Regions from separate parts of the Homo sapiens genome. Here region 1 is linked to region 2. Evidence: chromatin contacts called from ENCODE Hi-C or POLR2A ChIA-PET data. All regions are on one chromosome and are shown on one strand. The core of a region is the stretch at or near the end of the contact, and the rest is flanking DNA. Distances in the headings are between cores, read along the strand shown.

Evidence for each region. A loop is a pair of places that touch in the nucleus more often than their neighbours do. ChIA-PET counts read pairs that join two places held with the same protein, here RNA polymerase II (POLR2A). Pooled maps may share reads with other maps.
Region 1: a loop to region 2 is called in a map of Calu3, with 2.9 times the contacts of the local background. The contact joins two enhancer-like sites. A Hi-C loop is called at or near these places in 1 of 168 maps with a recorded cell type or tissue (Calu3) and 11 of 50 pooled maps. POLR2A ChIA-PET finds 5 or more read pairs at or near these places in 2 of 52 experiments (PC-3 and activated T-cell).

The regions. Positions count from the first base shown.
Region 1 is chr1:193,703,081-193,709,946 of GRCh38, forward strand. The region is part of intron 3 of LOC124904475 (a long non-coding RNA gene); the gene reads left to right. Among named protein-coding and RNA genes, the nearest start is that of LINC01031, 400 kb to the left of the region's middle. Within about 2 kb of position 4,636, at least 2 of the 41 ENCODE cell types and tissues checked have a DNase peak (open chromatin) inside an H3K27ac peak, as active enhancers do.
Region 2 is chr1:193,407,590-193,413,885 of GRCh38, forward strand. No RefSeq gene overlaps it. Among named protein-coding and RNA genes, the nearest start is that of LINC01031, 110 kb to the left of the region's middle. Within about 2 kb of position 1,527, at least 17 of the 41 ENCODE cell types and tissues checked have a DNase peak (open chromatin) inside an H3K27ac peak, as active enhancers do.

The DNA of each region.
Region 1 (6,866 bases), core at 3,386-5,885, 300 kb after region 2:
AACTGGATAAAGTTTGCATAGTTTCAATTACAGTACAGGCTGAGCTTCCATTTCTGTTGTCATCTACTTTATATTGACTTCCAAATACATTGAAGAAACAAAGCAGAAATAAATACATGAAAGTAACTTAGACATAGAAAAAATGTTTATAAGCAGCCTTGTGTAGACATTCTTTGAATACCTGCCTGAGATATGTCCTTAAACTGTCAAGACTGGTAAGTAAACCAGTAATTTTACTCACAATCTCAATGCTGAGTTTATTCTGACAAAAGCTTCTAGTGATAATTTATATAAGCCTCACTGTGACAAGGTTCATATAAATGTATTACTGTGATTCTAATGTAATCTCATGACTGTGATGTTATTTTAAAGACAAATTCTGGAACATGTGAGTTCAAAGACATGCTGAAATCTATTCTCTCCTCTTGTGTCATGAGCTCTGGCTTCTAATGAGAGACAGTTATTTAGATGACACCTGGGGTTATGTGGTCAATTGTCAGGTTATTTAATAATATATATTTAGGAGGTATTTCATAGTATTAAAGGAAGAATAGAATTAAAATCTGAGGATTTTGTTTCTAATCTAGATCTGTCACTTATTGACTTATATAGTCATGGTATTTGTCTAAGGTTTCATCATTTCTAAATCAAGAGGCTGTACTCAGTGATATCAAAATATTCTTCCAGCCTTTTTAATGGTTTTTGAATAATTCAGGCCCCTATTATCACATACTTGGCAGTAGCTAATAACATGTTGCCCTGCTTCCAATTTTCTGTCCAATTCATCCTGCATGGCGCCTTCAGAATAAGCATTGCAAAATATTTTATCTTGCTCTTTCCTTCTGAAGTTGTTGAATCCTTGATGACTCTAGGAAAATGTTTAAACTCACCACATTCTCCTATCTGCCAACTTTACTTTTATTACTGAGTTACCTTATATACATCTTCTCTGCTACAGCCAGTTTACCAAAAGGAAAGCAAAGCAAACCAAAAACCAAATAACCAAACAACCAACACAAAAAATAGCTTTTCAGCTTTATACCTTGGATCAGTATAACTTTTCTCCTTCTTTCTGCATACTCAGTCTTATTTCTCCTTCACTTGTTTAGCACTTTGATATATAGAAAATGTTTCCGAATCTTCCCAGAATCTAGCCAGTAATTCTTTGAGTGCATAACACTTGGGATCTGTATTGTTCTCTTGACATGTCTTATGAAGATTCTTCTGTTCTTGGCTTAAATTGTAATCTGACCCTCATATACTTATGGTTTACAGTACTCCCTTCTTATCAGTGATTTCATTTTCTGTAATTTCAGTTACTTGCAGTATAGTACACTAAAATGTTTTATGAGACACAGAAAACATTCTCAAAATTTTATTATAGTATGTTGTTATAATTGTTCAATTTTATTATTGTTAATCTCTTACTATGTCTAATTTGTAACTTAAACTTTGTCATACATGGCTATGTATGTATAGGAAAAAATATCACATACATAGGTTTTGGTACTATTTGTGGTTTCTGGCATTCCCCGGAGGGTCTTGGAACATATCCCTCAGGTATAAAGGGGAGCTACTGTACTTGTTCATATGCTCATTCCTTTTCTTCCTAACTAGAATACAGGTGTTTCAAGGAAAGAAACAATATATGTACTTCTTTGTTTTATTCTTGGCTCATGCAGTGCTTTTATAAAAAAAAAAAATTCCATTCAGTAAATATTTGTTGAAGCGATCTACATCTTAGAACTGTTTTGTTTTCATAGAATTAACCTATTTTTGATGCAGAAAATAAAGTTGAATGAAATTCAAGCACACTTTTTTTTTTCTAGCAAGGTATTGTGAACTGTGAAGTAAAAAGATGTGGCTCAGAAAATGCTAATAAGGATTTACATGTGAGATCCATGATTAATAATCAAATACTATTCTATCATTGTGTTCTTATTATTTGAGATTCTATCCATTAGATTATTGTTAACAAGCACTCTGTTTAGTTTGGTGCAACCCAAGTAAAACTGGGTCATCTGGCTCTTTCTTTAAGGCCCATTTAGCACAGCATCATGTCTAAAATAAACACAAAATTTATACAAAACACTGAAAAATAATGTCTGAATTTCCAAAAGCTGTCTTGAAGATACCGAGAAATGTTTTCAAGATACATAGCAATAAGATACATAGCAAAATGTTCTAAATTTGTATCCTAAAATATGTTTCTTAGCAAACATTTCTAAAATTTCTTTGTAAATATCTGAATATTCTCATTCTCTAGGAGTCTTTGGTGATTTTATTCTCTTTGTTTCTTCTTTTTTCCTATACTGCATTTTTTACACATTACCTTGATCAACACCACAAAATCTCCAGAGCAAGTCAACACAAAGACTCCCAAGCAGCGTTGGGGAGGGAGAAGCTGTGAATACCTACACTTTAATATCACCATCTGTGTCATCTATTCTTCCTCATCTCTGTGTTATAGGTGCTAGTATCCCCAAGCTGAAGACAGAAGTGTGAAGGTTAGACTATATTACTCGCCCAGGGTTACTGTTCCAATTAATATCATTGCACAACCACTCTAGAGCTTAGTCATACACAACAACTACTTCATTAATCTTACAGATTCTATGAGCAGGACTTTGGATGGAATGAAGCAGGGATCTGATATTTGGGGCTAGGGTGACTGGATGTCTGGGCTATAATCTTTTGGAGACATCTTCACTCACGTGTCTGGCAGTCGATGTTGCTGTTGGTTGGACTCTCAGCTCATCTCTTGGCAGGAACACCTACCGGAGGCTTCTCCATGAGCTCCCTTTACGTGGAGTAGTTTGGGCTTCCTCACAGCATGGTGGCTGGGTTCCAAGGATAAGCACTAGAAGAAAGCAAAGCAGAAGAATGGGCCATTTTTATGATCAAGCCACAGAACTTATACGTGTTACTTTTGTCATAGTCGGTTGATTGAGCAATCATAAAGATCTGCCCAGTTTCAAGGGGAGGAAATATATACATCACCACTCTAATGGATGAAATTCAAGATGCATTATATGAAGATCATGAGGGATGGGAAATATTACTGCAGTCAGATCTTAGAAATACAATCTTCCATAATCATAGAGGATTGAACAGCAGAATAGGGCATTTTAAAAACCACTTTATTGAAATATGATTGGCATACAAAAAGCTGTACATATTCACTCTATATGACTTGATGAGTTTGGAGATAAGTATACACAAGTGAAACTGTCACCACAGTGTATGCCATAAACATATCCATCACCTCCAAAATGTTTCCTCCTACCTTATGAATAAACAATTTTTGGTATGATTAGTTAACACTTAATATACACTCTTAGCACATTTGTAAGCATATAACACAGTATTGTTATTATAGGCACTATGTTGTACAATAGATCTCTGGGAATTATTCATCTTATATTATTAAAACTTTGTACCCCATGACTGGTATCTCTCTTTCTCCCTTAGAGTAGGAATTTGAATCAAGTTTTTTCTGACTCCAATTCCTAGCACTTTTAATCAGTATTCTAAAATCCATTCTTGTAGTGCCAGTAAAAATTCTGTTATAATATAGAATTTTATTCATTACATTTCAGATATCAGTAAATAATTCAGAATGATATGTATTTGCAAAAATGTTGAGTTAAACTAGAAAAATTGGCCAAAAATTATTTTAAATCTAACATTTCTTAAATAATTATGGGTAAGACTTTATCTTCTTTACAAACCACATATTTCTAAAATGGTTGTGGAATTTTGGCTTACATTATGTTACTCTGATATTTTTAAATGCAATGTCAAATATACTTTAGTGCTTAAAACATGAAGCAAGCTTGAGTACATTCAGTTTGGCAGCTTTGCTGTGACTCCATTGTTATCTATTCACTGGGTCAAATACTGTGGTTAGTGGAGAAGCCTATTAGGAGATATCTTTGATGCATGTACACATAGGTTACTGATTAATAATAATAGTGTTTATTGGGTACTTACTGTGTGCCATGTTTTTCTAATGATTTATCATTTTGAATCCTGTTAATAACTGTATGAAAAAGGTACTTTTTTTTTTTTACTTTTTATAGATGCAAAAGCTAAGAAATATTTTGATAATTTATTCAAGATCCCACAGCTGGGCAGAGGTGGGATTTGAACCCAAGCAATTTGATTCAGATTGTGTTTGTAAACCGAGAGCAACACACACAAACACTATTTTATCTGCTTCTCAGTATGTCTGAAATATAAAGGAGTCCCATTTACCTTTTGATTATTTAAACCCCAAATATTTCCAAGATGACAATGATCACCCCTTGCCTATCTTGCCTTAAGGGGTGAGATTGTGCAATATTGTAATGATTCAATGCTCAAGAACATCTCTATGAAGTCACTGTAGTGCAGTAAATATTTGGAATATACAATTTCTTTTGTTACTCATTAAGCTCTATGGGTCATAGTTATCCACATTTTATAAATGAAGAGCAGCTTCAGGGCTACAATGGGACACAATTTATTACTTTCATTTCACAAAGTAAAGTTAATTGTGCCTTTTCACTTTTGTGCCTATTTCACTTTTTCTTGCCCCTCAGTGCCACTCCCTATAGTACACACACACAAACACGCACTAGCACTCAGAGTGAGGGTAAGAATGAGGACTGAGGAATGAGATCACAGAGTTGGACTGATTGTTTATTTTAGCTATGCTTTTCAGGCTTCTTAAATTTATACTAATGTCAAACAAACTGGTCATGGAAGATTAAAATACAAATAGCCTATGCTCAATTTCAGTTTAATCTGTCAGCTAACCTCTTACATATTATTGCAGCCTCTGGTGAGTAATGAGTGTTAACACCGGGGTGATTTGAAAACCACTGCTTCCTTGACTTAAACTTCCTGAGAATAAATACAGGATTAATTATAAGCAGTGTTATATGACAGTGTAAGGAAATGGCCTGTAGAATACCACCCCTGAAATGTCAAAAAGGTGGTAAATTTCCTTTTCTACATAGTCCAATAAAAAGCTCTCCCTACACCTCATTTTTAATCGACAAGAATCCCTTCTTCATCTACAAGCACTCTTCATTGATTCTAAAATCTGTTTCCAAGGATCTAACCATAGAAATTTTTACCTGAACCATGAATGATTAATTTATGTCAGGGTATTGTTTTCAGAACATTTTGATGAGCTATTAGCATTCAGGTTAACACAGGTTACCCTCGCAGCTCACCACTCACATGTTACTTGCAGACTATACTACTGTCATTTTGAGCTTTTAACTCTGGATATCGTCTTGTAGTGCTACCTAGAATGCTGCATACAGTTTTGGTTGCTGCACTGCAAGACAGACACCATAGCACTAAAGAAGGTCCAGGGTAAATAAATGAAAATGGAAAGAAAAAATCTTTCAAATATGTAGGTACTAAGAAGATCAGACAATGTTTAAAAATAAAAGTGTTAAAAGATATGGTGAATGGGGGAATGTGGTTGAAGTCCAGATGTAAACAGGTAAATCCATAATGAAAAAGGACATTCTATTTGTGGAGGTAACTTTAGGGATTTTTAAAAAATGGTAGTGAGGTTTGAGGGTCCTGCATCATGTAGTTAAACCTAGAACTGACTAAAAATATAAATTGATTAAATAATTTTAAGTAACATTAAGAATATTATATACATAAGTTGTTAAGAGGAAGCCAGTCGGATTCAGGGCACGTTTCTAATGTTTTGAGATCAACAGCGTGGTGGATGACCATCGTGTTCCATCACAAAACGTCTTCTGATGACACTGTCAGAAGAACATGTTTACCCCACATGATACTGCTTATGTCTTTAACTTCCTTGACTCCTCCTTTGTTGCTAGGTTTGAATGTTTTTGTATATTCTAAAACTCATGTTCAAATTTAATTGCCAAGGTAACAGTATTGAGTTGGGACCTTTAAAAGCGATTAAGCCATGAATTAATAAATGCTGTAATAAGAAAAGGCTTACGGGAGTGGGCACTCTTTCTTTGCCCTTTTGCCATGTAAACATGAAGCCTTTCTTCCCTCTAGAGAACATAGTATTCAAGGCACCATCTAGGATTGGAATTGGCAAACCTGCATTGATATTGCACTTCCCAGCTTCCGGAACTGTGAGCCAATAAATTTTTATTCTTTGTAAGTTACCCAGTCTATGGTGTTCTGTTATAGTAGCATAAAGGGGATATTACATTCACTCTTCTCTACATGGTAATATTTACAAATTACTTATAGCCTCATTTATTATCTGATTCCTTTCTCTTCATAGTCCTGACAAAAGAATGCATAAGATTTTGTAATTGATCCAAAGACCAGTATTATCAAGAAAAAGTTCATGGAAATGGTTATAGCCAAGCTCTATTGACAAATGTAATTCAACGTAGCGTATTTGATCTATATTTATGTCTGCATCTATATTGATATCTATACTTCTATGTCAATATCTATACTTCTAACCTCTTAACCATAGTGTCAGGAGATCTATTTCTTTGGCTTATGAAAATAAGTCTTGCTAAATTTATACTAAAGGCTTATATTTTTAATCTGACTCTTTTGCATTTCTTCCTTCTATTGACTCTAGCTCACTGAGTGCCTAGGGTGCATCAAAAGATCAGTGTACTGGGACACCTGACATAAGAATCTGCTGAATGTGCCAGCAAGGAGCTAATGATTCAGCAGAAATGCCATGAATGATGAAGCCAGGCTTGCCAGTTGCTGTGCTTTAGTTTTCCTGTTGACCTTGAGTAAGTTCAGAATCAGCATTAGGCAATTTAGCACTTACCTGCTGAGTTCCAAGTGCTCATCTTACCTCATGTGATACGGTAAATTTGGCAAGTGCTCTGTACTAGTAGTTTGGC
Region 2 (6,296 bases), core at 277-2,776:
GTTTAAATATGTGAGAATTATTTCTTTCTATGCGCTATCATTCTATACATACGGGAAATAAGACAGAAAAGATTACGCAGCAAATATAAACGATTAAAAAATTTAAAAAGTTATGTTCTAAAAATCATCTATGATTTGTTTGGAGATAGGTTAGAGGTGACAAACACCATCTGTGATGGTAAGTTTTATGTGTTAATATGACTAGGCCATGGGATGCCCTGATGTCTGTTTAGATGTTATTTCTAGGTATGTCTATGAGGATGTTTCTGGGAGAGATTGACATTTAAACTGGTAAATTAAGTAAAGCAGATGGCCCTCCCCAAAGAGCATCATTCAATTCTTTGAGCGCCTGAAAATAACTGGATGGGCATCATCCAATTTTTTTATGTTTTGACAATGTCTAGTTCTGTCACCCAGGCTGGAGTGCAGTGGGGTGATCTCTGCTCACTGTACAACCTCTGCTTCCCGTTCAAGCAATTCTCCTGCCTCAGCCTCCCGAGTAGCTGAGACTATAGGCGCACGCTGCCACGCCTGGCTAAGTTTTTGTATTTTAGTAGAGAAGGGGTTTCACCGTGTTGCCAGACTGGTCTCGAACTCTGAGCTCAGGCAATCCGCCTGCCTCGGCCTCCCAAAGTGCTAGGATTACAGGTGTGAGCCACCGCACCTGGTCGGGCATCATCCAATTCTTTGAACACCTGAAAAGAACAAAAAGGCAGAGGAAGATTGGATTTGTGCTCTCCTCTGCCTGTCTGCTTGAATTGGACGTCAGTCTTCTGTCCTCGGTGCTCCTTGTTCTTAAGCCTTCAGGCTGGGTCCGGAGTCTACATCATCGGTCCTCTGGCTCTCAGGCCTTTGAACTACACCACAGGCTTTTCTGGGTCTACGGCTTGCAGATGTCAGATCATAGGACTTCTCAGCCTCTGTAATCAGTGAGTCAATAACTTATTGATATAAGTTATCTCTATAACCGTCTGTCTATCTATCGATCTATCTATCTATCTATCTATCTATCTATCTATCTATCTATCTATCCATCCATCCATCCATCATCTGTCTATCTCTCTATCTACCTAATCTCTATAGGTTCTGTTTCTCTGGAGAATCCTAATTCACCATTTAAATATACACTTGCTAGATATAGGAACATTAGTTTGTATTTGGAACATTTAGATAGTTATCCATATATCAACAAAGTTGTTATAGTGATCAAGGCAGCAGTGAGCCTCCTATTTTCTTCTCTGTCAGACGTTTTGTCCTACCAAACCCATGGCTGGAATTGCTCCAAAAGTGGCGGCAGGGGAATTTCTGCAGGGAAGTTCCCCAAACCATCCAGAGATGGGGCTGGTTAAGATTCTAAAGAAAGAAGCACTAAACGCCAGGGTGATGAATCTAAGGAATTTATTAGGGGAACTTACAGAGCGCTGCTCCAGTCCTTGTGGCGGACAGTGAGAGAAAGGGGCTGTTCTACCTAGGTATGTCTGAAATGAGGGAGTCATGTAGGAAGTTTTTATCAAGGGTTGAGGAATTTGGCTCAGGGCCCGGGGCCAGTTTCTTTTAGTGTTTTGAGCAACAACCTAGATAACTTTTTCAGTGTCTGGAAATGTTCAAGGCCGTGGTTTCGGTTCAAGCCTGCTGGAAAAAACTGCAGCTGGCGAGGTCACAGAGCAGCCAAGGCACTTCATGATTTGGGGTCAGGACATAGAAAGAAAGGGTGAGGGTGAGTCTGGGGGAACCTGCACAGAAGTAACAGGTTTATCTAAATGGTATATGTAATATAATGTAAATTATATGTATTTTTTGTTATAGTTACATTTTTATAGCACACACATATATGTAGACTTCATGTTTTTTTTAAGGTTAAAGACTTATGATAGTTGGTAGTAAGCTAATTTTTTCATCTTCTTTCCCTGTATTATGTGGAAGAGATTCTTTAGCAATCAATCTTTTAAGATATGGACTCCTTTTTAAAAACACACAATAAAATATCATTTTCCTAGAATCATTCAACTTCTCACTTCTTAATTCATATCCCATTTTCCTCCCAAACAATAAAAAAATTCACATAATATCGTCTGGCAATAATTTCTTGGAAGGCCTTTCATCATGGAAAAATGCCTTCAGTTTGGGTAGGTGCAGTGGTACAAATAACATTTGATTTCAGGGTGACCAGAAAACTATCAAACTAAATTGGCTGCTTATTGAAAAACACTCCTTGTATAATCTTTTTTCCTTACCTATAATCTTGTATTGGCAATGGCATAAGTACTGTGAAAGTTCTTCACAGTTTTCAAGCCTTTTGTTCTTAGGACACCTTTAGACTCTTAAAAATTATTGAGGCCCCTGAAGAGCTTTTGTTTATGTGTGTTATACCTAAGTATGTTTAGTAGATTCAAACTAAAAACTGAGAATATCTAAAAATATGTATTGATAATTTATTTTAAAAAATCCCATTACATGTTAAAATAAATAACATTTTAATAAAAATCTTATTTTCCAAAACTAAAAAAAAAAAAAAAAAGAAAAAACACTTTAGTTAGACGAGTGGCATTGTTTCACATTTTTGCAAGTTCCTTTAATGTCCGGATTAACTGAAGACAGCTAGATTCTGATATCTGTTTCTGCGTTCAATTTCTTGCAATATCACTGATCATGGAGCCTCTGAAAAACTTCGCTATATGCTGATGAAAGAATGAAAATAGAACAGTCAAATAGTATCTTAGTATGATTATGAAAATAGTTTTCACCTCATGGACTCCCTGAAAAGGTCTTAAGGACCCACAGGGGTTCCAGGCCATACTTTGTGAACCACTGTGATAGATTATACAAATGTGGCTATCCTTATACATCTTTATTGTAGAATAAAAACATTCATGAGAACCATTATTGCAGAGTGGTATAGGAGTGTTACAGTCTAGGGTTTGAAGAGCAGCTCTGCTATTCAGTTGTTTTGATATATTGGGAGAGTTAAACTTTTAAACCTCAGTTTCCTCATCTGAAAAATGGGGATAATAATATGTACTTCATGGGTTGTTTTTAAGGATTGGTATTCTTAGATACCTTCAATCTTTTGTGGTTTTAGTTATTATAAAGTTATTACTGAGAAACTGATGGACTTTGGGTATATTGATAAAGGACCCTTTCTGGTCCTCCAAAGTGGAGAACCTGGCTCTGTATTGTAAATTCAGAAAACCAGTGGATGGCAAAAAGATATTGTGGCACCTCTATGTAAAATTACTGCCACCTACTACTACTAGTATTATTCTATGTTATAGTGAAGACACTGAGGCTCACAGCGGTCGAGTCACTTGGAAAAGACCAATGCCAGCAGGAGAGGTGGAATGGTAATCTGCATGGTCCACCTACAGAATCCACACCTTTAACTAGTACCCTATACAGATTAACTAGTACTCCTAACTAGTACCCTCTCTAGGTAGTATTTTAATTGTCATACTACAGATTTTGGAATTTAAATCTAGAGTTTAATTTTTGTCATTTTCTGAGTACATTCCATATTATAGAAAAATTATTAAAATTTACCCCCATTATTAGATTTACCATGGGGCCACTGTTAAAAATAAGGGGTATCTAATGTGAAATTTTTCAGTCATTCACTTGTAGTTAGTCACAACTTCAAGTATTCATGAATATTACCATATTAACTTTAGTTATAATTGCTTTGCTTTGCATCTGGTCTGACTTTGTCAGAATCTCATGTTACTAATTGTATGGATGTGTTCTATGACGTTCTTTCCATAGAGTTTCTCACCTCCAATTGTGTAAGAGGTCTACTTTGTTTTTTTCTAACTAATACCTAATACAAAAATTTTATGTTTATATTTATGTAGCAATTACATGGCTGATTCGTATCTCAGTGTAAGAGGACAAAATTAATCTTTTCTGATGAGTTTTCTTACTTTTATCAGAGAAGAAACATCTGTGTAAATCTGCTAATATTCATTGTTTTTCTTGGATAAAACTATGAGGCACAATTTAGGTGATATATGCAATTTAATTTGTGTTAATAAGGGTCAGCATTACCATCTGGACTATAAAATAAGATCACTTCTTGAGGAAAAGAAATTATGGAATTTCTAAACTTGTTATAAGAGTTTCCTTTTAACAACATTTATTTAATTATGATTTAAAAGAAAAGTTCCATTCTTTGAGAGACAGTTTTAAAAATATTTCACGATTGAAGTCAGCCCAAATGCTATGAAATAACATGGTTTCAGCAGTTTGAAGAAAGCTCTGAATGAAGTGTGAGACGTTAGAGATTGATCATAGTTCCTGTGTGTGCTGGCTCCCACTACTTTAAAAGTTTCTGGCCTTCTTTGCCATCTCATCTCCTCTAAGCATTTTGTTTTTAATCTCTATTTAACCCTGAACTGAGTAAGTCTTTCCTCTCCAGGGTTTTTCATTGATCAAAGGCGTCAACAGCCTTCTTCCTCTGCGACTAATTCTCTCTAAAACAGACAAACCCCTACCACGCTGAGTCTATAAGGTTTCTAAATTGTTTCTTATGTGTTTCCATTTCTCTCTTCTGCACCCATTTCAACCCTTACTTCCAGCCCATCTTCATCTATATTTGCTATAAGCAAGCAGACTTTTCCTGTGTTAGATTAAGTTAAAACCCCAAATATTTTGTAAGATAGTTTTAAAAAAATTGTAGTTTTGAGGTGTAATTTTTGTTGTTGTTGCTTTGAACTAATTTTTCTAATGGGTCCCAAATTAATTAGATGACATACAGTTTTATATATCAGCCTTTATAATGTGGTATAGAATGATTATATATCATTCTTATACTTCTGGGGATTGTTAAACTGAAAGTGTTTTTAAATGATTTCCATCATGTGATTTTAAGTAGAACAGATCTAAATATTCAGCTTAGAGAAGTATTTTAAAAACTTCCTCTGATGGTTTGGTTTACATGTAGGTGATTGGTTTTAATTTTAATGAGTTATTATCTTTTTGACTTCAGAGTACACAATAAGAAAGAGAACACTGGTTGCAGTAGACATGAGACTATGCAGATGAACAATATTTTTGATGTACTGAAAGAATTGCTCATTTTACACCTGGGAAAATGATTGAGGATTTTAAAGTTTTATTTTCCCAGAAATAGCAAGAAGAACTGCTTTTTAAAGAGCCACACTGAAGACATGGATTTTAGGATTTCTTCCTCAAAATCCCAGAGGGAAAAAGGACCCTAAGTACAGTTCTCTAAAAGACATAATGCAATTATAAAAATCATGTCTCAGATTAACACAGCCTATCATATATGGGAGCCAATGTCTTAGTAATGAACAATTTCAAACTGTTTATTCTGTCAAATGAATGCATTTTACCAGGGTGAGGCAGTACACTACATTTTTCTTTTGGGCAACTCCTGAACTTGACCTTATCCTTAAGATCTATAGTAGAAAAGAAACTAGAACTGTTACATAAAAACAATGATTTAAGGAGCAAATGTAGTCACTGTATTTCATCCTAAAATACTTACAAATTCATAAACGCTATGATGTATGAGGATAGTTGAAGGAGGAAACAATGACTCTGAAAAAAATTTATTGTTTATTGATTATTTTTTCAATCAACAACCATCTAGTGAGTATCTACTGTGTGCCAGGTATTCTTCTAGTGCTAGAAGATATAGTAGTGAGTATATCAGACACTATCCCTCCCGTATTTGGCTTACTCTGAGGTGTGTGGTTACAATGATGGAAGAAAGACAGTAAACTGAAGTAATTCCAGCTAGCAATAAATGCTGTATTGAAAATAAAACAGGGAAATGGGATAGAGAGTAACTGGGGAGACTACTTTTTATTGAAATGTCAGGGATGGCCTTTTTCTGAGAAGATGATTTTTGATATAAGACTTATCTGGAAATGGAACTGGCCTTGCATGGATGTGGGGCTTCAACATTCCAAACAGAGATAGTAGCAGAAGCAAAGGCCCTGTGGCAACCATCAGCTAGGTGAGTTCAAAGAACAGGGAGTGTGGCTGGAATGCAGGGAGTGAGAATGAGCATAGTAGGAGGTAAAGTCAGAGAGAGGGCAAGGGCCAGGCCACAGAGCGCCTTGTAGACCGCGGTAAGAATTTTATTTTATCTCTAGTAATTGGAGAGTTTTAAGCAAGAGACTAGTGTAATTGGATGTTTATTCTTTTTTTAAAAAAAGATTATCCTGGCTGTTCTAGGGATTATGGATTGTAGAAAAGACACCATATTGATATTTTACATATATTATTTTTAATCTGTATGATATACCAATGAAGTAAATATTTATGATTTCTGTATA